Regions from separate parts of the Homo sapiens genome. Here region 1 is linked to region 2. A link is an interaction called in ENCODE POLR2A ChIA-PET data of the cell type or tissue named here. Cell type or tissue: A673. All regions are shown on one strand. Links, peaks and the distances in the headings refer to the core of each region. The heading gives the core; the rest is flanking DNA. Region 1 overlaps TESK2 (testis associated actin remodelling kinase 2). Region 2 holds the start of HPDL (4-hydroxyphenylpyruvate dioxygenase like).

Region 1 (11,426 bases), core at 2,089-10,088, 110 kb before region 2:
ACCGTGCCCAGCCAGTGCTTCTATGTTTTAATAACTACTCTATCAGAAAAGAGTTTAGCTCTATAGTCATGGAATTATATGAAGTAACTTTTGTTAAGATGGCTAAGAACTGGGCAGTAAGGATGATGTGAGATAGTAGATGTTCTACTTAAAGGTAAAAGTTAGGAGAAAGCCTATTAGGTATTTCTGACATACCAGTTTTCAGAGTCATTGGGTGACTGAGATGTCAGTATATACCAATACTGTTTGGGGAACAAAAATTAAATGCTCCCAAAAAGACTACTTGGAAGTATTCAGAACCATCCCCAAACCCCAACATCTATGAGCAACACTTATGTGTGTCTGTAACCAAGAAGCTTTGCTTGTCTGTCTCATATCAAACCAGCCATTTCAGAATTTAACTGTTCCAGGTAGTCAGAGTTAAGGTAACCTTCAAAATCTAGAAAAAGTATTTTATAAAATTCAACATCCCTTTATGATAAAAACTCTCAACAAACTAGTCATAGACAGAACATACCTCAACATAATAAAGGCCATATATGACAAACCCACACCTAATAGCATACTGATAGGGAAAAGCTGTGAAAGCCTTTTCTCTGAAAACTGGAACAAGGATGCTCACTTTCACCACTCCTATTCAGCATAGTACTGGAAGTCCTAGCTGCAACAGTGAGGTAAGAGAAAGAAAGAAAAGGCATCCAAATTGGAAAAGAGGAAGTCAAATTGTTCCTCTTTGGAGATAAAATGATCTTATATCTAGAAAAACCTAAAGATTCCACCAAAATCTTTTAGATCTGATAAATTCAGTAAAGTTACAGGATTCAAAAATCAATGCACAAAAATCAGCATTTCTATACACCACTAATTAGCTGAAAAAAATCTAGAAGGCAATCCCAATTACAGTACAGCTACAAAAATTATAATAAAATACCTATGAATAAATGTAACCAAGAAAGTGAAAGACCCTACAAGAAGAACTGCAAAACGCTAATGAAAGAAATTGAAGAGGACACAAAAAAATAGAAAGATATCTTATGCTCATGGATTGGAAGAATTAATATTGTTAAAACGACCATGCTACCCAAAAACAATCTACAGATTCAGTGAAATCCCTATCAAGATACCAATGTTGGGTCAGGCGCAGCGGCTCACTCCTGTAATCCCAGCACTTTGGGAGGCCAAGGTGGGTGGATTGAGGCCAGGAGTTGAAGACCAGCCTTGCCAACAATGGTGAAACCCTATCTCTACTAAAAATACAAATATTAGCCAGGCATGATGGCACATGCCTGTAGTTCCAAGTACTTGGGAAGCTGAGGCGGGAGGATCGCTTGAGCCTGGGAGGCAGAGGTTGCAGTGAGCCGAGATTGTGCCACTGCACTCCAGCCTGGGTGACAGAGTGAGACTCTGTCTAAAAAAAAAAAAAAAAAGATACTAATGTTGGCTGGGCACAGTGGCTCATGCCTGTAATCCCAGCACTTTGGGAGGCCAAGGCAGGAGGATCACCTGAGGTCAGGAGTTCGAGACCAGCCTGCCCAACATGGAGAAAACCTGTCTCTACTAAAAATACAAAATTAGCTGTGTGTGGTGGCACATGCCTGTAATCCCAGCTACTCGGGAGGGGAGGTAGGAGAATCGCTTGAACCCGGAAGGTGGAGGTTGCGGTGAGCCAAGATCGGGCCATTGCACTCCAGCCTGGGCAACAAGAGTGAAACTCCGTCTCAAAAAAAAAAAAAAAAAAAAAAAAAAAAGGCCAGGCACGGTGGCTCATGATCCCAGCACTTTGGGAGGCCGAAGTAGGCGGATCTTCTGAGGTCAGGAGTTTGCGACCAGCCTGGCCAACATGGTGAAACCCCATCTCTACTAAAAATACAAAAATTATCCAGGTGTGGTGGTGTGTGCCTGTAATCCCAGCTACTCAGGAGGCTGAGGCAGGAGAATCGCTTGAGCCTGGGAGGTGGAGGTTGCAGTGAACCGAGATCACGCCACTGCACTCCAGCCTGGGTGACAGAGTGAGTCTCCATCTCAAAAAAAAAAAAAAAAAAAAAGAAGATACCAATGTCATTTTTCACAGAAATAGAAAAAGCAGTCCTAAAATTTTGTATGGAAACAAAAAAGAGACCAAATAGCCAAAGCAGTCCTGAGCAAAAAGAACAAAGCTGGAGGCATCATACTACCTGACTTCAATATATATTACAAGGCTATACTGAGCACAACAGCATGATATTTGTATAAATCAGACACATAGACCAATGGAACAGAATAAATCCACGTGTTTACAGCCAACTGATTTTCAACAAAGGTACCAAGAACGTACACTGGGGACAAGACACTTTCTTGAATAAATGGTGCTGAGAACATGGTATATTATATATGCAGAAGAATGAAACTGGATCTCCATCTCTTACTATATACAAAAGTCAAATCCAGTCACACCAGTACACTCCAGCCTGGGCAAAAGAGTGAGACTCTGTCTCAAATAATAAAATAAAATAAAATAAAGATAATTTAAAGACTTAAATGTAAAACCCCAAACTACAAAACTACTAGAAGAAAACATAGGGGTTTCAGCATGTTATTCTGGGTCTTAAAAAAAAAAAAAAAAAGAATACTGAGCAACATAGTGAGACCTTGTCTCTACAAAAAAAAAAAAAAAAAAAAAAAAAATTAGACCACAGTGGCTTACACCTATAATCCCAGTACTTTGGGAGGCTAAGGCAGGAGGATCACATGAGCCCAGGAGTTCGAGATGAGTCTGGGTAATATAGTGAGACCCTGTCTTTAGAAAAAAAAAAAAAAATGGCTGGGTGCAGTAGCCCATGCCTGTAATCCCAGCACTTTGGGAGGCCAAGCCAGGCAGATTGCCTGAGCTCAAGAGCTTGAAACTAGCCTGGCCAACGTGGTGAAACCCTGTCTCTGCAAACAATACAAAAAAATTAGCTGGGTGTGGTGGCGTGTGCCTGTAGTCCCAACTACCTGGGAGACTGAGGTGAGAGGATTGGTTGAGCCTAGGAAGTTGAGGCTGCAGTGAGCTGTGATCACACCACTGCACTCCAGCCTGGGTAACAGAGTGATACCCTGACTCAAAAAAATAAAAAATTAGCCAGCCATGGTGGTGCACACCTGTAGTCCCAGCTACTTGGGAGGCTGAAGTGGGAGGATTTCTTGAGCCTAGGAGTTCAAGATTGCAGTGAATTATGATCAAGCCACTGCACTCCAGCCTTGGTAAGAGAGAGAGACCTTGTCTCAAAAAAAGAAAAAAAAAAAAAAGAAAGAAAAGTAAACAGAGGAAACACTTCAAGACATTGGTCTAGGCAAAGATTTTATGGCAAAGACCTCAAAAGTATAGGCAGCAAAACCAAAAATCGACAAATGGGACTATATTAGACTAAAAATCTTCTGCACAGCAAAGGAAACAATAGAGTGAAGAGACAACCTTTTGAATGGGAGGAAATACTCGTAAACTATTTATCCAAAAAGGGGCTAATATTTGGAATATACAAGGAACTCAAACAACTCAACAGTAAAAAATAAAAAACCATCTCTCCCTACCCCGAAAATCCCATTTAAAAATGGGCAAAGGACATGAACAGAAATTTCTTGAAAGAAAACATAGGAATGGTCAACAGGTATACGAAAAATGCTCAACATCATAAAAAATTTGCTAATCAGGGAAATGCAAATCAATACAATGAGGTATTATCTTATCTCATTTAGAATGGCTACCATCAAAAAGACAAAAAGACCCCATCTCTACAAAAAAAAAAAAAAATAGCTGGATGTAGTGGTGCACACCTGTAGTTTAAGCTACTCGAGAGGCTTAGGTGGGAGGATCGCTTGAGCCCAGATTGACACTAGAGTGAGCTGTGATCATGCCACTGCACCCCAGCCTGGCAATAGAGCAGGACCCTGTCTTAGACAAACAAACAAAAACAGGCCAGGCACGGTGGCCAGTGCCTGTGATCTCAACACTTTGGAAGATGGAGGCAGGTGCGATTGCTTGAGCTCCGGAGTTCGAGACCAGCCTGGGCAGCATGGTGAAACCTCGTCTCTACCAAAAATACAAAAATTAACTGGGTGTGCTGGCACATGCCTGTAGTCCCAGCTATTCAGGAGGCTGAGGCAGGAGGATCCCTAGAGCCAGGAGGTTGAGGCTGCAGTAAGCTATGATCATGCCACTGCACTCCAGCCTGGGAGACAGAGTGAGATCCCATCTCAAAAACAACAACAATAACAACAACAACAAACCCCAAAACCCCAAAAATGAACAAACAAAAAACAAACCAGATCTGATGAAGATACAGCGTAAAGGGAACTCTTATATTCTTGGGGGGAATGTAAATTAGTATGGTCACTATGGAAAACAGTATGGAGATGTCTCAAAAAAGTAAAAAATAGAACTACCATATGATCCAGCAATCTCATTAGTGGGTATTTATCCAAAGGAAGGGAAATCAATATACCAAAGGGATACTTGCATCTCCATGTTTATTGCAGCACTATTCACAGTAGCAAATATATGGAACCAACCTAAGCATTCATTGATGGATAAGTGGAAAAAGAAAATGTGGTATATATAAAAAATGGATCACTATTTGGACATAAAAATGTATGAAATCCTGTCATTTTCAGCAACGCAGATGGAACTGGAAGTCATTATGTTAAGTGAAATAAGCCAAGCACAGAGAGACTAATATTGCAAGTTCTCACTTATATGTGAGAGCTGAAATAGTTGATCTCATAGAGGTAAAGAGTAGAATGATAGTTACCAGAGGCTGGGAAGGGTGCGTGGGATAGAGAAAGTTGGTTAATAGGTACAAACATATAGTTGGATAGAAAGTGTAAGTTATAGGCTGGGCATAGTGTCTCATGCCTGTAATCTCAGCACTTTGGGAGGCCAAGGAGGGCAGATCACTTGAGGCCAGGAGTTCAAGACCAGCCTGGCCAACATGGCAAAACCCTGTCTCTACTGAAATTACAAAAAAAATTAGCTGGGCATGGTGGGTACGTGCCTGTAGTCCCAGCTACTTGGGAGGCTGAGGTACAAGAATCGCTTGAACCCAGGAGGTGGAGGTTGCAGTGAGCCGAGATTGCACCACTGCAACCAGCCTGAGTGACAGAGTGAGACTCGGTCTCAAAAAAAAAAAAAAAAAAAAAAAAAAAAGCGGCTGGGCGCGGTGGCTCATGCTTGTAATCCTAGCACTTTGGGAGGCCAAGGTGGGCAGATTGCCCAAGCTCAGGAGTTTGAGACCAGCCTGGGCAACACAGTGAAACTCCATCTCTACTAAAATACAAAAAATTAGCTGGGTGTGGCGGCATGTGCCTGTTGTCCCAGCTACTCAGGATGCTGAGGCAGAAGAATTGCTTGAACCTGGGAGGCGGAGATTGCAGTGAGGCGAGATCATGCCACTGCACTCCAGCCTGGGTGACAGAGCGAAACTCCATCTCCAAAAAAAAAAAAAAAAAAAAAAGTTATAATATTCAATAGGAGAGTATGGTGACTATCATTAATAATGTATTGTATATATCTTTTTTTTTTGAGACGGAGTCTGGCTCTTTTGCCCAGGCTGGAGTGCAGTGGCTTGATCTCGGCTCACTGCAAGCTCCGCCTCCCCAGTTCACGCCATTCTCCTGCCTCAGCCTCCCGAGTAGCTGGGACTACAGGCGCCTGCCACCATGCCCGGCTAATTTTTTGTATTTTTAGTAGAGATGGGGTTTCACCGTGTTAGCCAGGATGGTCTTGATCTCCTGACCTTGTGATCTGCCCGCCTCGGCCTCCAAAAGTGCTGGGATTACAGGCGTGAGCCACCGTGCCTGGACAATGTATTGTATATTTCTAAGTAGGTAGAAGAGCGGACTTGAAATGTTCCCAATACATATAAATGATAAATACTCGGCCTAGTGTAGTGGCTCACACCTGTAATCCTAGCACTTTGGAAGGCCGAGGCAGGAGGATCCCTTAATGCCAGGTGTTCAAGACCTACTTCCTAAGTAGCTGGGACCACTATGCCTGACTATTTTTATTTCTGTAGAGACAGGGTATTGCTTTGTTGCCCAGGCTCAAGTGATCCTCCCATCTCAGCCTCCCAAGTATCTGGGACCACAGACATGCACCACCATGCCTGGGTAACGTTTTTTGTATTTTTTGTAGAGATGGGGTTTCACCATGTTTCCCAGGCTGGCCTTGAACTCTTGGGTTTAAGTGATCCTCCTGTCTCAGCCTCCCAGAGTGCTGGGATTACAGGCATGAGCTACTGTGCCTTGCCCTAAAAATTTTTTATTTTCTGGTTCTTGCTTTCCATGCTAGGCTCATCACAAGCTTGCAATTCCTTAACATGTACCCACCAGGCCTTGAGCCAAACCCAGTTTCTCACCATTCCTTAGAATATCCCATGCTCTTATTCCTCTGAGACTCTGCACATGCTTTTACACCTGCTCAGTATGCCCTTTCCTTGCTTGTTCTATTTGACAAGCTCTTTCTTATTCTTGAAGAAAACTGAAGGATGACTTCCTCTGGGAATCCTTCTCTGACCCCTTCAAGCAAGGTTTTTACTGGTGGCCAGTAAAAGGTTGAGTATCCCTTATCCACAAGCTGGGAACCAGAGGTGTTTTGGATTTTGGAAAATTTTTTTGAATATTTGCATTATACTTACTGGTTGAGCATCCCTAATAACTACTCTTTATGTGCGCATCATGTCTTTGTTCCAGGCTATAATAAGGGGGAAGTAAAAAGTACAATTTCATCAAGAAAGCAATAGCATCCCCAGAAATTCCATGCAGCAATTTCCACTTGCATCTTTTTTTTTTTCTTTTAGATAGGTTCTCGCTCTATTGCCCAGGCTGGAGTGCAGTGGCACAATCTTGGCTCACTGCAACCTCCGTCTCCCGGGTTCAAGCGATTCTTCTGCCTCAGCCTCCTGAGTAGCTGGGACTACAGGCACGTGCCAACATGCCCGGCCAATTTTTTGTATTTTTAGTAGAGACAGAGTTTCACCATATTAGCCAGGATGGTCTCGATCTCCTGACCTCGTGATCCGCCGACCTCGGCCTCCCAAAGTGCTGGGATTGCAGGCGTGAGCCACTGTGCCCGGCCTCTTGCATCTTCTTACTAGCACTGTGTAACATAGACTCTCCTAGTTGCAAGGAAGATTGCCAGGTTGGGTTTCTTTCAGTCACAAAAAAGAAGAAAATTGGTGTTGAGTAAATAATTCGTATTGTTTAATCTGCTTACTTTTCAGTAGATGGGTTCTAGGCCATAAGCTCAATTTTTGTCCAGGAAGTGTAAGTCACTGGAGGATTATCTCCAGAATTTTTTGGGTGATTCTGCCTTATAAAACTGTAGCTCTTTACGCTAACTACAAATATAACGCAACCTCTATTTCTGTCCGTCCATATATTAGTAGCAAGTGAGGTGTAACCCACATTTCTGTCCAGCCATATTCTTGGGGGCTTGGCTCAAGACTTTTATAGAACCACACATGAAATGTCGCCAAAGAGGAAGCAAAAAGATGCAACCCTTGCCAGTGACTTGTCAGCCACCACAAACCCAAAAGTCATGTGCCATGCTACAGTACAAACTAACCCTAGCTGTCTCATCATCAAGTGCTCTCTCACAACACAAACTAACCCTTGGTATCCCAAAAGGCAAAGAGATCAGAGAGATCAAAGGCAAAAGAGCAGAGCTCAGACCTGAGAGAGGTTTACTCACGACTCTATTTTTTCTGTTTGTTTGTTTGTTTTAGATAGGGTCTCACTGTGTTGCCCAGGCTGGAGTGCAATGTCTTGATCATGGCTCACTGTAGCCTTGATCTCCTGGGCTCAAGCGATCCTCCCACCTCAGCCTCCTGAGTAGCTGGGACCACAGGTGCACACCACCACAACCAGCTAATTTTTGTATTTTTTTTTGTAGAGATGTGTTTTACCATGTTGCCCAGGCTATCTCGAACTCCTGGGCTCAAGCAGCCTACCTGCCTCAGCCTTCCGAAGTGTTGGGATTACAGCTGTGAGCCACCATACCCATCTTCACAACTCTTTAGGCTCCATGAGAAGACAGATTCTCATCCAAAAAGGGGTTAGCAGAGCTTAGGGTCTCAGGGTCTTCAGCAGTCTCCTTCAGGTCCCTTTGTGGTAGCCACATCTGTTAAAGGACAAAATTAGAATAAATATAGTTTAAAGACTTCAATAGTCTTTATTGCTATTCTAGAGTCCAGCAACTCTTCATTTCCTAAAATAGAATAAGTGTACCAATGAGCTGAGTGGAAGAATTTGGCTTTATAGTCAGAGAAGGGCTTAAAAAAGCAGAAGCAAAGACCTGAGAGTGTATTATTAGCCCTTTCAAAGTTCTTATAATGCAAAGGCAGGGATATCAAACAACAGAAAAGTAACTGATTTGTTAGTATCAACTAACTTCAGGCTACTTCTTTTGTGTAAGAGTTAAAGCGGAGGGACTTTAGTTATGCCAATTGAAGATTGAAGCTGGTCAGTTTGGGTGATTGGCTGTTATCTCTCTTTCCTGATTTCTTGGAAAGTCAGATAACAACTTAGTGGAACAACTTAGTAGAACTTTAGCACGGGTAACTCCGTTTTCATTTTTAGTCTCGTCTGTTAAAGCCTAGTGCAGGAACTCAATCCAAAACTGTTATGCCTCCTGTAATTTTTGTTTAGTAGCATTTTGATAAATTTTGTCATATATACTTTAAAAAAAATGCCTGTCTTTGAGGAAGGATTAGATCAAAGATGCCACTTTTGTTATTGAAATGTTCCATATCCTTACTAATTTCTTGTCTTCTTGAGCTTTCAGGTTTAAAAAAAAAATTTTTTTTTAATCTGTTTTTTAGATGGAGTTGCGCTCTGTCACCCAGGCTGGAGTGCAATGGCACAATCTCGGCTCACTGCAACCTCTGCCTCTCGGGTTCAAGCGATTCTTCTGCCTCAGCCTCCCAGGTAGCTGGGACTACAGACACGCACCATCACGCCTGGCTAATTTTGTATTTTTAAGAGATGGGTTTTCCCCATATTGGCCAGGCTGGTCTCGAACTCCTGATCTCTACCGCACCTGGCGAGCTTTCAGTTTTTGAGAGATGTGTTAAAATGTCTCATAATATTTAGGGGCCGGGCGCGGTGGCTCACGCCTGTAATCCCAGCATTTTGGGAGGCCAAGGCAGGCAGATCACGAGGTCAGGAGATCGAGACCATCCTGGCTAACATGGTGAAACCCCGTCTCTACTAAAAATACAAAAAATTAGTCGGGCATGGTGGCACGTGCCTGTAGTCCCAGATACTTGGGAGGCTGAGGCAGGAGAATGGCGTGAACCCGGGAGGCGGAGCTTGCAGCGAGCCAAGATCACGCCACTGCACTCCAGCCTGGGTGACAGAGCGAGACTCCGTCTCAAAAAAAAAAAAAAAAAAAAAAATCAGGAATTTAAGAGCTGGGCGCAGTGGCTCATGTTTGTAATCCCAGCACTTTGGGAGGCCGAGGCAGGCAGACTGCTTGAGCCCAGGAGTTTGAGACCAGCCTGGACAACATGGCGAAACCCTGTCTCTAAAAAAATATATAAAAATTAGCTGGGCATGGTGGTGCACAGCTGTGGTCCCAGCTTCTCAAGTGGCTGAGGTGGGAGGATTGCTTGATCTCAGGAGGGGGAGGCTGCAGTGAGCTGAGGTCATGCCACTGCATTCAAACATGGGTGACAGAGTGAGACCCTGTTTAAAAAAAAATAAAAATAAAGATCATAGATTTGTCACATTTGCCTTACATTGTCAGTTTTTGTTTTCTATATTACAAGACCATGTTGTGAGATACATACAAGATCATGATTATTATCCCTTGGTAGAATATTTATGCAATGTTCACACAGTGCTTTTTTTCTTGAATCAGTTGGTCTGACTGTATCAGGCTCAATATTCTTTGCATAGTTTGTATTCAAATTGTGTCTCTGCCATTTAATAGATGTACGATCTTGAGAAAGATTTAATTTCTCTGTGCCTCAGTTTCCATGGCTGTAAAATGAGGTTATTAGTGATACTTGTCTCACAGGATTATCTTCAAGATTAAATAAGTTAATATGTATAAAGAAGTTATACAGCAGTACCTAGTATGTAGCAAATGCTGTAAATGTTAGCTATGTTATTGCTGTTTTATAACTGTGTATGATGGTTGGGGCATCTTTTTTAAACTTTTATTTTTATGGGTACATAGTAGATAATATTTATGGGGTACATGAGATATTTTGATACAGCCATACAATGTGTAATAATCACATTGGGATAAATGGGATATCCATCACCTCAAGCATTTATCATTTCTTTGTGTTGCAAACATTCCAATTATACTCTGTTATTTTAAAATATACAATTAAATTATTGTTGAGTGTAATCACCCTGTTGTACTAAATCTTCTTCATTCTATCAAGCTATATTTTTGTACCCATTAACTGCCCCCACTCCCCCACACCCCACACTACCCTTCCCAGCCTCTGTTAACCATCATCATTCTACTCTGTCTCTATGAGTTCAATTGTTTTATTTGAGCTCCCACAAATAAATGAGAACATGTGAAGTTTGTCTTTCTATGTCTGGCTTATTTAACTGAACATAATGTCCTCAAGTTCCACCCATGTTGTTGCAAATGACAGGTTCTAATCCTTTCTTATGGCTGAATAGTACTCCATTGTGTGTATGTACCACATTTTCTTTATCCATTTGTTTGTTGATGGACACTTAGGTTGCATCCAAATCTTGGCTATTGTGAATAGTGCTACAATAAACATGGAAGTGCAGATATGTATTTGACATACCGATTTCCCTTCTTTTGGTATATACCCAGCAGTGGGATTGCTGGATCATATGGTAGCTCTATTCTTAGTTTTTTGAGGAACCTCCAAACTGTTCTCCATAGTGGCTATACCAATTTACATTCCTACCAACAGTGCACGAGGCTTACCCCTTTCTCTACATCTTTGCAAGAATTCTTTTTTTTTTTTTTTTTTTTTTTTTGAGACAGAGTCTTGCTGAGGCTGAAGTGCAGTGGCGTGATCTTGGCTCACTGCAACCTCTGCCTCCCAGGTTCAAGTGATTCTCATGCCTCAGCCTCCCAAGTAGCTGGAATTACAGACGTGCACTACCATGCCCAGCTAATTTTTGTATTTTTAGTGGAGACGGGGTTTTACCATGTTGGCCAGGCTGGTCTCCAACTCCCGACCTCAGGTAATCCTCCACCTCGGCCTCTCAAAAGTGCTAGGATTACAGGCGTGAGCCACCGTGCCCAGCCTGCAAGAATTCTTTATTGCCCTTCTTTTGGATAAAAACCATTTTAACTAGGGTGAGATGATATCTCATTGTAGTTTGGATTTGCATTTCTGTGATGATCAGTGATGTTGAATACCTTTACATATACCTGTTTGCTGTTCGTATGTCTTCTTTTGAGAAAT
Region 2 (10,994 bases), core at 1-8,000:
TCCATAGGTTTTTAGTCAGTTAACTAACGAATGTCTGGGTGAACATTCTCCACTCCAGGCTTCACTGGAGGGAGGAATAGTTCTTGACCTGGAGACCTTCCATTGTGGGGTGCAGGGTAGAGGGAAAGGAAAAAAATGATGAGGACTCTCCAGTGTCACAGGTGTGTGAAATGCCTGTACTGAGTTTTGTGGGATATGAATTGTGGAGCCATCAGTTCTTTTTTTTTTTTTTTTTTTTTTTTGAGACAGTCTCACTGTCACCCAAGCTAGAGTGCAGTGGCCCGATCTCGGCTCACTGCAATCTCCCACAACTGGATTAAAGCGATTCTCCTGCCTCAGTCTCCCAAGTAGCTGGGATTACAGGTGCCTGCTACCACACCCAACTAATTTTTGTATTTTTAGTAGAGACAGGGTTTCACCATGTTGACTAGGCTGGTCTCGAACTCCTGACCTCAAGTGATCTGCCCATCTTGGCCTCCCAAAGTGCTGGGATTACAGGCGTGAGCCACCACACCCATCCATGGGAGCTATCAGTTCTAATTGGGAGACGGATCAGGAAAGGCTGTTTGGAGGAAGCAGCTGGTAATCTTCGTCCTAGAAATGAATCCTTTTCTTCAGGTTTGGGAGGGGAATCAACCGTAGCGATGTTCTTTCCAGTCCCAAGAGTAGTGTGAGCAAAGGTGGAGCCCAGTGCAGGCTGCAGTGCTCAAGGAGCTGTGAGCAGTTGGTTTAGCTGGAAAGGTCAGCAGGGCCTGCTGGGTCAGTCAGGGTGTGAGCCCTAGGCTGCTGACTCATTTTAGGTGGAGGAGAGAGGAGTCAGATTTGCATTTTTAGGACAATTCGATTCCCTCAGGCAGCCTTTTGGAGGGTTGATTGATGGGGCAGATACTTGAGGCAGGATGAAAGCTCTACAGCATTCCAGGCTAAGCCTAGCTAGATCAGTAGAGTCGGGGAAAGGGAGAGAGGACAAGGAGAGGATTCTCTGCTCCCCCTCCCCCAACTACAAGGCCTCCCTCCTTCCATTTTTTCACAGGGTTCCAAAAGGTCCCAGGTGTCCTCTCCGTGCAGTCGGAAAAAGCCCCGCATGGGCCAGCAAGTCCTGGATAATTTCTTTCGGTCTCACATCTCCACTGATGCACACAGCCTCAACAGTGCAGCCCAGTGACACCTCTGAAAGCCCCCATTCCCTGAGAATCCTGTTGTTAGTAAAGTGCTTATTTTTGTAGTTATTTTATGTTGTATTTTTTTGAGATGGGGGTCTCGCTATGTTGCTCAGACTGGTTTCGAACTCAGGTGATTCTGGCCTCAAGTGATTCTCCCACTTCAGCCTCCTAAAGTGCTTGGATTACAGGCATGAGCCACCACGCCCGCCCTTTTGTAGCTATTTTGGACAGCCTTCCACCCTCTCCCTAGCCCCCTCACCCCTTATATCTGAGGGAGGGACCCAGAAAAGTGGTGACGTTCTGCTTGGTTCTGACTTTCTCTGGCTGAACTCCCAGCCAGCCCCGGGCAGATGGGGTTGGAGTGGGGGTGTTCTGTCCAGACTGATCTGCCCTCCAACCCCCAGGAGAAAGGCAAGGCAGCTACAGGGAGAACCTGCCAGTGGCTGACACACAACACCCTCTGTTTACGTCTCAGGTCAGCTCTAATTGGAGTGGTGGCATCACTCTGGAGTAGGTAGTTGGGCTCAACTCTCACCCAGCCCCTCCCCACCTGAGTGGTCGCTCCCTAGGGGGAGAGGAAGCACAGGAGAAGATTTGTTCTGTTTTAAATTCCTACCTCAAATACGAAATAATTTATTTAGGGTTATGTTACATACGGAGTGAAACAATACAGAAAAGCAAAGGGCTAATAATGACAGGATTTGAGGAGTGGGTGGGAGGAAATAGAATCACAGCGGGACACAGGGAGGACTCGAAAGTATTGGTTATGTTCTATTTCCTAGTGTGTAATTCTTTTATTGTTCTTTGTATCTTACATATTTATTATAGACTGTATATAAGAAATGTTTTAGTTTTAAAAAATCCCACCTCTTTGGAGCCCAATGAGAGACACAGCTTCTGGCAGGCACTGATGAAATGGAAGTCACACCTGCCCCCCGGAGGCAAAGCCTTTCACTAGTTGGGCCTCCTGCAGATGTTCCTCAGTTCTGTGCTGGTCTCCCCAGAGCTGCAGGACAGCTGGCTGCACCCAGCCCTGGGCATCCTTAGGCTTCCTGGCTCCTGGCAGATTGCTCCTGTACGGACTGCCACAGAGCTCTGATGTTGCCCTGACCAAAGCCAGTGGCCCCCTGCCTCTGAATCAGCTCCAGGAAGAAAGTGTCCTCAGTAAAAAGGGACTTGGTGAAGACCTGAAGCAGAAACTTGCCTTTATCACCATCTAGCAGGATCCCCTGTCGAGCAAGCAGATGAGGCTCGTGCCCTGCAGCTCGGATCTGCCTCTCCTTTCCTGGCTGCTGGTAGTATGCCCCAGGGGGAGCCAGGAACTGGCCTCCAGCAGTTGCCACCCCCTCAGTGGCCTCCACAATGTTAGGCGTATACAGCCCCACGTGCTGCAGGCCTGGCCCCTTGTGCCGGGCCAGGAACTGCTCCACCTGGTCCTGTCGTGTCGTCGCCCCCGGAAGGGACTCAGCCAGAACAAGAGTGGGGACAATGCTGCCCGGCTGGGCCTGCAGGGCTGTAAGCCTCAGTCCCCCAAGCCCAAACCCTGCTGTCATTTCGAGGCCCAGCTCGGGATCCTCACCTGGGCTCAGCGGCAAGTGGCAAAAGCCCAGGCAGTCGTGGAACCAGCGCAAAAGTGTGGGGGAGCTGCCGGGGGTGCAGGCCAAGGTCAGGTGGTCCACGCGGCTGACCCACCCGGGGCCAGGCGCAGAGGACACGGGCCTGAAGCCGGGTAGGAAGGGTCCGCGGTAGCCAGCGCGCTCCAGCAAGGTCAGGCTGAGGATGCCGGCAGGCGAGCTGACCACGGCGTAAGTGGCGGCACCCTGCGCGTCCCGCACGCGAACGGGAGGGACAGGCACGCTGCAGCCCAGCGCTGCCAGCTCCCGGGTTGCAGCGCCGGCGTCCGCCACGTCGAAGCACAGGTTTGTGGCGCTGGGCACGGCGTGACGCGGATCCAGGCCGTACAGCGGCTCTCCAGACCCTGCGCCCTCGTTCACCAAAAAGACCGCGTCGCCGCTGCGCAGGGCTAGCTGCCGCCAGCCGTCCACCTCCCGCGAAGCCAGGGGCTGGAAGCCGAAGAGGCGCTGCAGGTTCCGGGCTAGGGGCTGCCCGGCGGGCACGTGGAAGGCGATGTGGCACAAACGAAGGGCGGGCGCGGCCATGGCGCTCTGGACGGCGACCTAGACTTGTCCTTCTGGGGCCGCTTACTTGTGGTTGGGGACTTCGGGGCTCTCAGTCCTGGGCTGATCGTCCGGAGTTGGGGAGTCCGGCTCACCCCGCAGAGCGCGTTCCTCGCTTTCTTCCGGAAAGAAGTCACCCGCCGACCCCTGAGAGCTCGCGGTTCTCCCTGCAGCGCCACCCCAGCCAGGAGCAGCGTCTGGACCACCGGGTCTCAGTGAGCCGAGCTGCTGGTTGTGAGAACCACGCGGTGCCTGTGCTCGCGCCAAGCAGGAGAAAGAGGGCGGAGCCCGTGACTCCGCCTTTGACTCCCCACCCCCTCCCCCACACCCTGTCGCCTCGGATACTGCGGGGTCGCCGCGCTGCTCTTTCCCCGGGCCTCACGCCTGGTCACATCCTTGGGCACTGAGCCTCCCTTCCCCAGCCCAGGAACTCACAATGGCTGCCTTCACTCGGCGCCAGGCACTGGGCTCCCACTCATCCCCCCAACCTCACAGCGAAGGGACTCAGCCCGGGTTCAGGGAAAGAGTTGGAATTCTCTCTCCACAAGCACGGAATTTTTTAGCACTTTCATGTTTTTTCTTTAAGTTCTGGAGTTTGCCTCTAAGTCTTAATGTTCCCTGGAATACACACACACACACACACACACACACACACACGTTTATATGTTTTGAGACAGGGTCTCACTCTGTCACCCAGGCTGGAGTGGCACAATCACAGCTCACTGCAGCCTCCACCTCCTGGGTTCAGGCGATTTTCCTTGCCTCAGTGCACAAATAGCTGGGACCACAGGCGGACGCCACCACACCCAGCTAATTAAAAATAATTTTTTTTTTTAGAAATGGGGTCTTGCTATATTGCCCAAGCTGGTTTTAAACCCCTGGGCTCAAGCCATCTTTCCACCTCAGCCTCCCAAAGTGTTGGGCAATCTCTCAACCAGTCCTGTCTCTTTCTTCAATCACCCTTCTGTCAACATCATTTAACCCCTTGTCCCAAGCAAGATTTGGAGGAAAAATCTGACGGTTCGGGATCTGAAAGGAACAGCTGCCTGGCTGTCATTCCCCTTCCCCATCCTTTGAGGACTGGAACACAGGCCCTCCTTGCTCTTTGCAGCTTCCTGACTTGGCATTGAGCCAGAGATTTCTGTGGTGGGGGCACTTCTGGCTCTGAAACCCAGAATTGTGTGAGATGACTGGATTGAGGAATTTGTAGTCTTCTGGAACTTCAACTGAGTGGCCCTTGAAGGGTTAGGGAAGGGCATCCAAGAAGGGCAAAGGGCATAAGCAAAAACTCAGTAAGAGTGTGAGCCAGACTCTTAGAGGAGCAATGGGCCATGCTGTTAGGGAGGCATTTAGGATGAATGCCACAGTCCAAGGCATCACAAGAAATTTTTTTGTCAGGCAGCCTGATCTACTGGGTTTCATTGGCAAGAGGGAGAAGGATGTCATAGGGGACAGGGGCTAGCTGGATGTCATGGTGTTCAGGCCTGCAGGCAGGAGGGCAGTACCCAGGAGCTGGTCAGGGTGGTAAAAGGTACTTGGTGCTACTCTGCAGACCAGTGAATGTGAGGACATGAGTTCCAAAAGCCAGACGGACCTGGGTTTGAATCACCAGCAACACTTACTGTCTGTATGGGCAAGTTGCTTAACGCCTCTGAGCCTTAATTTGCCCATCTGTAAAAATGGAAATAATAGTACCTACTTCAAAGAGTTGTGATTAAGTGAGGTGGAGTAAGTGTTCAGTAAATAGTAGCTGTTGCTATTGTAGTTACTGTTTTTTTTTTTAATTAATTTTATTTTCCCACATATTCTAATATTTATTTATTTTAAAAAGTTTTTCAGAGCTGGGCACAGTGGCTCACACCTGTAATCTCAGCACTTTGGGAGGCTGAGGCAGGCGGATCACCTGAGGTCAGGAGTTCAAGACCACCCTGGCCAACATGGTGAAACCCCATCTCTACTAAAAATACAAAAAATTAGATGTAATCCCAGCTACTCGGGAGGCTGAGGCAGGAGAATCACTTGAACCCAGGAGGCGGAGGTTGCAGTGAGCCAAGATCATGCCATTGCACTGTAGCCTGGGCAACAAGAGAGAAACTCTGTCTCAAAAAAAAAAAAAAAGAAAAGAAAAAAGTTTTTTTAGAGATGAGGTCTTACTCTGTCACCTAGGCTGGAGTGTAGTGGCATGATCACAGCTCACTGCAGGCTCCAACTCCTGGGCTTAAGCAATCCTTCCACCTCAGTCTCCCAAGTAGCTTGGGACTACAGGTGCACACCACCATGCCTGGCTATTTAGTTATTGTTTTATTTTATCTCATGATACAATGCCAGTGGTACCTCCCAGAAGGTGTTGTGTGGCCTACTAGAGAGATGGGGACAGGGGCTTCACTGGCATGGGCCAAAGGCTAGGCAGCCTACTCAATGAGCAGCTCACCCCAAGGAATCCTGGGTAGTAAGAAAGGAAAGTAAATCTTGGGGGCCCCAAATCACTAAGCTAAAAGGAAAAGTCAAGCTGGGAACTGCTTAGGGCCAATCTGCCTCCCATTCCGTTCAAAGTCACAGTAAGAGTTAAAGAAAGAGGAAAGAAACACAAAAAGCAGCTCAAAAATCAAACCTGAGAGGGGCTTCTGGCTGATTTCAGTCAGGAGTGCTCTCTCTTACAGACTATTTATTTATTTATTTATTTATTTATTTAGAGATGGATTCTCACTCTGTCACCAGGCTGGAGTGCAGTGGCGAGATCTCAGCTCACTGCAACCTCCGCCTCCCGGGTTCAATCGATTCTCCTGCTAGCCTCCCAAGTAGCTGGGACTTACAGGCACGCACCACCATACCCAGCTAATTTTTGTATTTTTTTTAGTAGAGACGGGTTTCACCATATTGGCCAGGATGGTCTCAATCTTTTGACCTCATGATCCGCCTGCCTCCACCTCCCAAAGTGCTGGGATTACAGGCGTGAGCCACCGCGTCTGGCCCAGACTAACAGTATTTATTGGAGAGAGCTTGGAATGTTTCTGTGTCAGGGAGAAGTTTATGGTGGAGTTGGAATGTCTCTGGTTGGAGGGGAGGTTATCTTGAGGCTGACACCTCTCCAGCCGAAGGGGAGGTTATCTTGGGGCTGGCATGTCTCTGGCTGGGGAGGGGCTTGGAACGTTTCTGGTCAGAGATGTCATTTGTGGTTTATGGTCATGCTGACCTTAGCCATTAGGCTGATGCCCTTTGGATTTAGGCAGTTTTTGATCAAGGCAAAACTTAAAATGGCAGTGCTTGTCCAAGATGGCAGTGCTCCTGCTCCGTCAGTCCAGACTCTATAGTGATAAAAAGGACGGGGGCAGCCAGGTGCAGTGGCTCACACCTGTAATCCCAGCACTTTGGGAGGCCAAGGCGAGTGGATAGCTTGAGGTCAAGTATTCAAGACCAGCCTGACCAACACGGTGAAACCCCATCTCTGCTAAAAAAAATACAAAATTAGGCCAGGCGCGGTGGCTCACGCCTGTAATCCCAGCACTTTGGGAGGCCGAGGCGGGTGGATCACGAGGTCAGGAGATCGAGACCATCCTGGCTAACACGGTGAAACCCCGTCTCTACTAAAAATACAAAAAATTAGCTGGGCGTGGTGGCGGGCACCTGTAGTCCCAGCTACTCGGGAGGCTGAGGCAGGAGAATGGCGTGAACCCAGGAGGCGGAGCTTGCAGTGAGCCGAGACTGAGCCACTGCACACCAGCCTGGGCGACAGGGCGAGACTCCGTCTCAGAAAAAGAAAAATTAGCCAGGCATGGTGGTGCACGCCTGTAATGCCAGCAAGCTGAGAGGCTGAGGCAGGAGAATTGCTTGAACCCAGGAGGCGGAGGTTGCAGTGAGCCGAGATCGCACCATTGCACTCTAGCCTGGGCAACAAGAGCGAAGCTCCATCTCAAAAAAAGAAAAAAAAAAAAAAGGGCCGGGTACGGTGGTTCATGCCTGTAATCCCAGCACTTTGGGAGGTTGAGGTGGGTGGATCATCTGAGGTCAGGAGTTTGAGACCAGCCTGGCCAGCACAGTGGAAACCCCGTCTCTACTAAAATACAGAAATTAGCCAGGTGTGGTGGGCGCATGCCTGTAATCCCAGCTACTTGGAAGGCTGAGACATGAGAATCACTTGAACCCAGTAGGCGCAGGTTGTAGTGAGCAGAGATCATGCTACTGCACTCTAGCCTGGGTGACAGAGTTAGACTCTGTCCCCCCCAAAAAAAAAAAAAAAAAAAAGAGGGGCGGCATGTTCTTTCTGGCTACTTCCTTTTGACGGGGATGGAGAGTTTTCTGGTTTCGGATTGACTATAGGAGTAATGCCATCTGTAGATGTTTTGGGGTAGTTGTCTGTGAAATGGCCATGATCCTGTCAGTTAAAAATCCTTGAAAAAAGTTTATTAGGCAGGGTAAGAACATTAGTCCTGGGCATATTATTAGGAGATGGCCCAGGAATGGGGATGACTCATGCTACGATTTTGTTCCCAAACCAAGAATCCATTTGGTTGTTTTGGTATTCCCTTAGCTTTTTAGTTCTTTCTTGCCGAGACCAGCTCGGTCGGGGAGACCCTAACCCAGCGGCGCTAGAGGAATTAAAGACACACACACAGAAATATAGAGGTGTGAAGTGGGAAATCAGGGGTCTCACAGTCTTCAGAGCTGAGAGCCCCGAACAGAGATTTACCCACATATTTATTAACAGCAAACCAGTCATTAGCATTGTTTCTATAGATACTAAATTAACTAAAAGTATCCCTTATGGGAAATGAAGGGATGGGCCGAATTAAAGGAATAGGTTGGGCTGGTTAACTGTAGTAGTTAACTGTAGCAGGATCTTCTGCTTAGTTTCTCAATTCATCCAAACCGTATCCAGGCCATCACCAATCATTCTATACGACAAATGCTCCTTCTAACAACCCCACAATATCACCCCTTACCACAAAATCTTCCTTCAGCTTAATCTCTCCGACTCTAGGTTCCCATGCCACCCCAATCCCGCTCGAAACAGCCCTGAAAAACATCGCCCATTATCTCTCCATACCACCTCCCAAAATTTTCACCACCCCAACACTTCAACACTATTTTGTTTTATTTTTCTTATTACTATAAGAAGACAGGAATGTCAGGCCTCTGAGCCCAAGCCTGCACGTATTCATCCAGATGGCCTGAAGTAACTGAAGAATCACAAAATAAGTGAAAATGGCTGGTTCCTGCCTTAACTGATGACATTACCTTGTGAAATTCCTTCTCCTGGCTCATCCCGGCTCAAAAGCTCCCCCACTGAGCACCTTGTGACCCCCACCCCTGCCAGCCAGAGAACAACCCCCTTTGACTGTAATTTTCCACTACCAACCCAAATCCTATAAAATGGCCCCACCCCTATCTCTCTTCGCTGACTCTCTTTTCAGGCTCAGCCCACCTGCACCCAGGTGATTAAAAAGCTTTATTGCTTATACAAAGCCTGTTTGGTGATGTCTTCACACATACGCGCGTGAAAGATCTGACTTGATCAAATCCAAAGGAAAGTTCCAAATTTTGTGGAACAAAGCCTCTCAAATGGTTGAATTAAAAAAAAAAAAGAAAGGCGGTGTGGTGAGGGAGAAAAACAGCCAGCAAAAGGGAGAAAAGAGGACAGATTTTGGATTTTGACTACTTTAGCCCCTTTAGGGGCTTTATTTACATAACGAGGCCACCTTTTTGCTAGTCAGGCGAAACTGAAAGAGCAATGGCTGTGCTTCTGAAACAGCGGCAATTTGTCCCAGCTCAAAAATGGTAATGAAATTTAAAAACATTTTTTTAAAGGAGCTCAATGGTTAAAGTCAGCTTAATTAAAAGCTAACATCCAAGATGTGTGTGTGTACGTGTGCATATGTGTGTTTGTATTCAAAGGCCGTCATTTATTTTTTCTGTCCTAGGACGTTGTCCTTTATTTTTGAGGAAAAGTTTTTTCTTCTTAGTTGACTGAATTCTGTTTTCTTCATTCACTTCTCCTGTCTCTCCTTTCTCTTGTACCCTCTGCTGCATGAGGGACCTAAAATAGTTTACAATCACCTGGGGTTCCTTTAAGAAAACGGAGAAGTTGCCAGACTCCCTTTTGGGGAGAAACTTGTTATTCCTTATAGAACCCCAAAAGTGTAAACAGACAAGTTCATCTCAGCCTTTAAGCTGCTTGCTTTTGTATTGTGTTACCGGATATATTGACTATAATAATTATTGCAACACAGGGTACTCTGGGTTTTTAAAGAAGGGTGTAGTTTAGACACTTAGAAATATCTTTGTTTTAAAAAAAAATTTTTTTTAAGTGCACTGTAAAAACATCAGATAGTCTAGCCTCAGAATAATTCTCCCGGTTTGGAAACCCAGGATTCAGTGTGGGCCCTGCCCAGAGCTCAGAGAGCTAGTTAAAAGACAGGTAGTCTGGCCAGGTGTGGTGGCTCACACCTGTAATCCCAGTACTTTGGGAGGCCGAGGCGGGTGGATCACCTGAGGTCAGGAACTCGTGACCAGCCTGACTAACATGGTGTAAACCCCATCTCTACTTAATACAAAAAAATCAGCCAGGCATGGTGGTGCATGCCTGTAATCTGAGCTACTTGGACTGAGACAGGAGAATCACTTGTACCTGGGAGGTAGAGGTTGCAATGGGGATTGATGATGCAACTGGGTAGAGGGGGAGGTTCGATTTTTATGGTGTATGAGAAAGCGCATAGTGTCTATGAATAACCTTTCACTGCTATTCATGGGGCCAGGTATAAGCAAGCAAGAGGACAGCTAGGAGGAGAGTCCGAAGAACAAGGGGAAGGTAGCCAAGGATGGAGTGAAATGCAGGGCAAATGTCTTAAAGGAAATGAGAGGTTCTAAGAGGCGAGCTCGTGGCTTGTAACCCACATGGAAGAGGTTAAAAAGGACGATAGAATGGAATGAGCCTGTGAGGCTGGAAGGAGGTATTTTCCTTGGTCTAAGAACCATTTGCCTTGAGTAGGGAGGGATTGATATGTGGAAACTTCAGTGGGAGAGTAAGTAGGAGTGACTGATGAGGAGAAAAACTGGCCATGAGGGACAGAAGTAGGAATACAGGCTGCTTCTTTAGCTGTCTTATCAGCATAATTGTTGCCTTGAGCAATGGGGTCTGAGGCCCTTTGATGGCCTTTTCAGTGAATGACTCCAGCTTCCTTTGGAAATAAAGCGGCCTTGAGAAGAGGAAATCTCTTTCAGCCCATGTAACAGCATGGTGGTGCAGTATGGAAGGCATATTTAAAGTCAGTATAAATATTAGCATGCAGTCCTTTTGCAAGAATGAGGGCTCGAGTTAAGGAAATGAGTTCGGCTTGTTGAGAGGTAGTGGAGTGGGGCAGAGCGGTAGCCTCAATGATAGATGTGGAAGATACTATAGCATAGCCTGCCTTTCCTGGTGAGTGGCAATTAGGCCTGGTGGAACTGCCATCAATAAACCAAGTGTGATCAGAGTGAGGAACAGGAAAGAAGGAAATATGGGGAAATGGAGTGAATGCCAAGTGGATTAGACAGACACAGTCACGGGGGTCAGGTGTGGTATCAGAAATAATGTGGGGGCCAGCCTAAAACAGTAAGGTCAAGTTGTTTGAACAGAAAGGCTACAGGGTGGGGTCCTGGCCCTTGTGTAAGAATTCTG

The links. ChIA-PET counts read pairs that join two places held together with the same protein. Peaks named below come from ENCODE experiments on the same cell type or tissue, not always from the same donor. Only the 100,000 strongest peaks of a DNase experiment are listed, where the experiment ranks them.
Region 1: POLR2A ChIA-PET joins it to region 2 with 13 read pairs; 7 of 35 experiments call an interaction of 5 or more read pairs at or near these places.

Annotation. Positions count from the first base shown.
Region 1 is chr1:45,426,801-45,438,226 of GRCh38, reverse strand. All of the region lies in intron 2 of TESK2 (testis associated actin remodelling kinase 2), which reads left to right. Among named protein-coding and RNA genes, the nearest start is that of TESK2, 59 kb to the left of the region's middle. In A673, for the core only: no CTCF peak of the experiment used is centred there; no DNase peak of the experiment used is centred there.
Region 2 is chr1:45,319,477-45,330,470 of GRCh38, reverse strand. HPDL (4-hydroxyphenylpyruvate dioxygenase like) reads right to left here and starts at 3,576. Exons shown (of 1, transcript NM_032756.4): 1 at 1,761-3,576. The coding sequence starts at 3,322. The coding sequence ends at 2,207. MUTYH (mutY DNA glycosylase) reads left to right here. Exons shown (of 16, transcript NM_001048174.2): 16 at 1,034-1,229. The coding sequence ends at 1,165. RefSeq lists enhancers at 82-1,016, 2,365-2,474, 3,235-3,484, 3,495-3,544 and a silencer at 6,280-6,574. In A673, for the core only: no CTCF peak of the experiment used is centred there; DNase peaks (open chromatin) are centred at 1,890, 2,110 and 3,610; H3K4me3 peaks cover 879 bases; H3K27ac peaks cover 781 bases.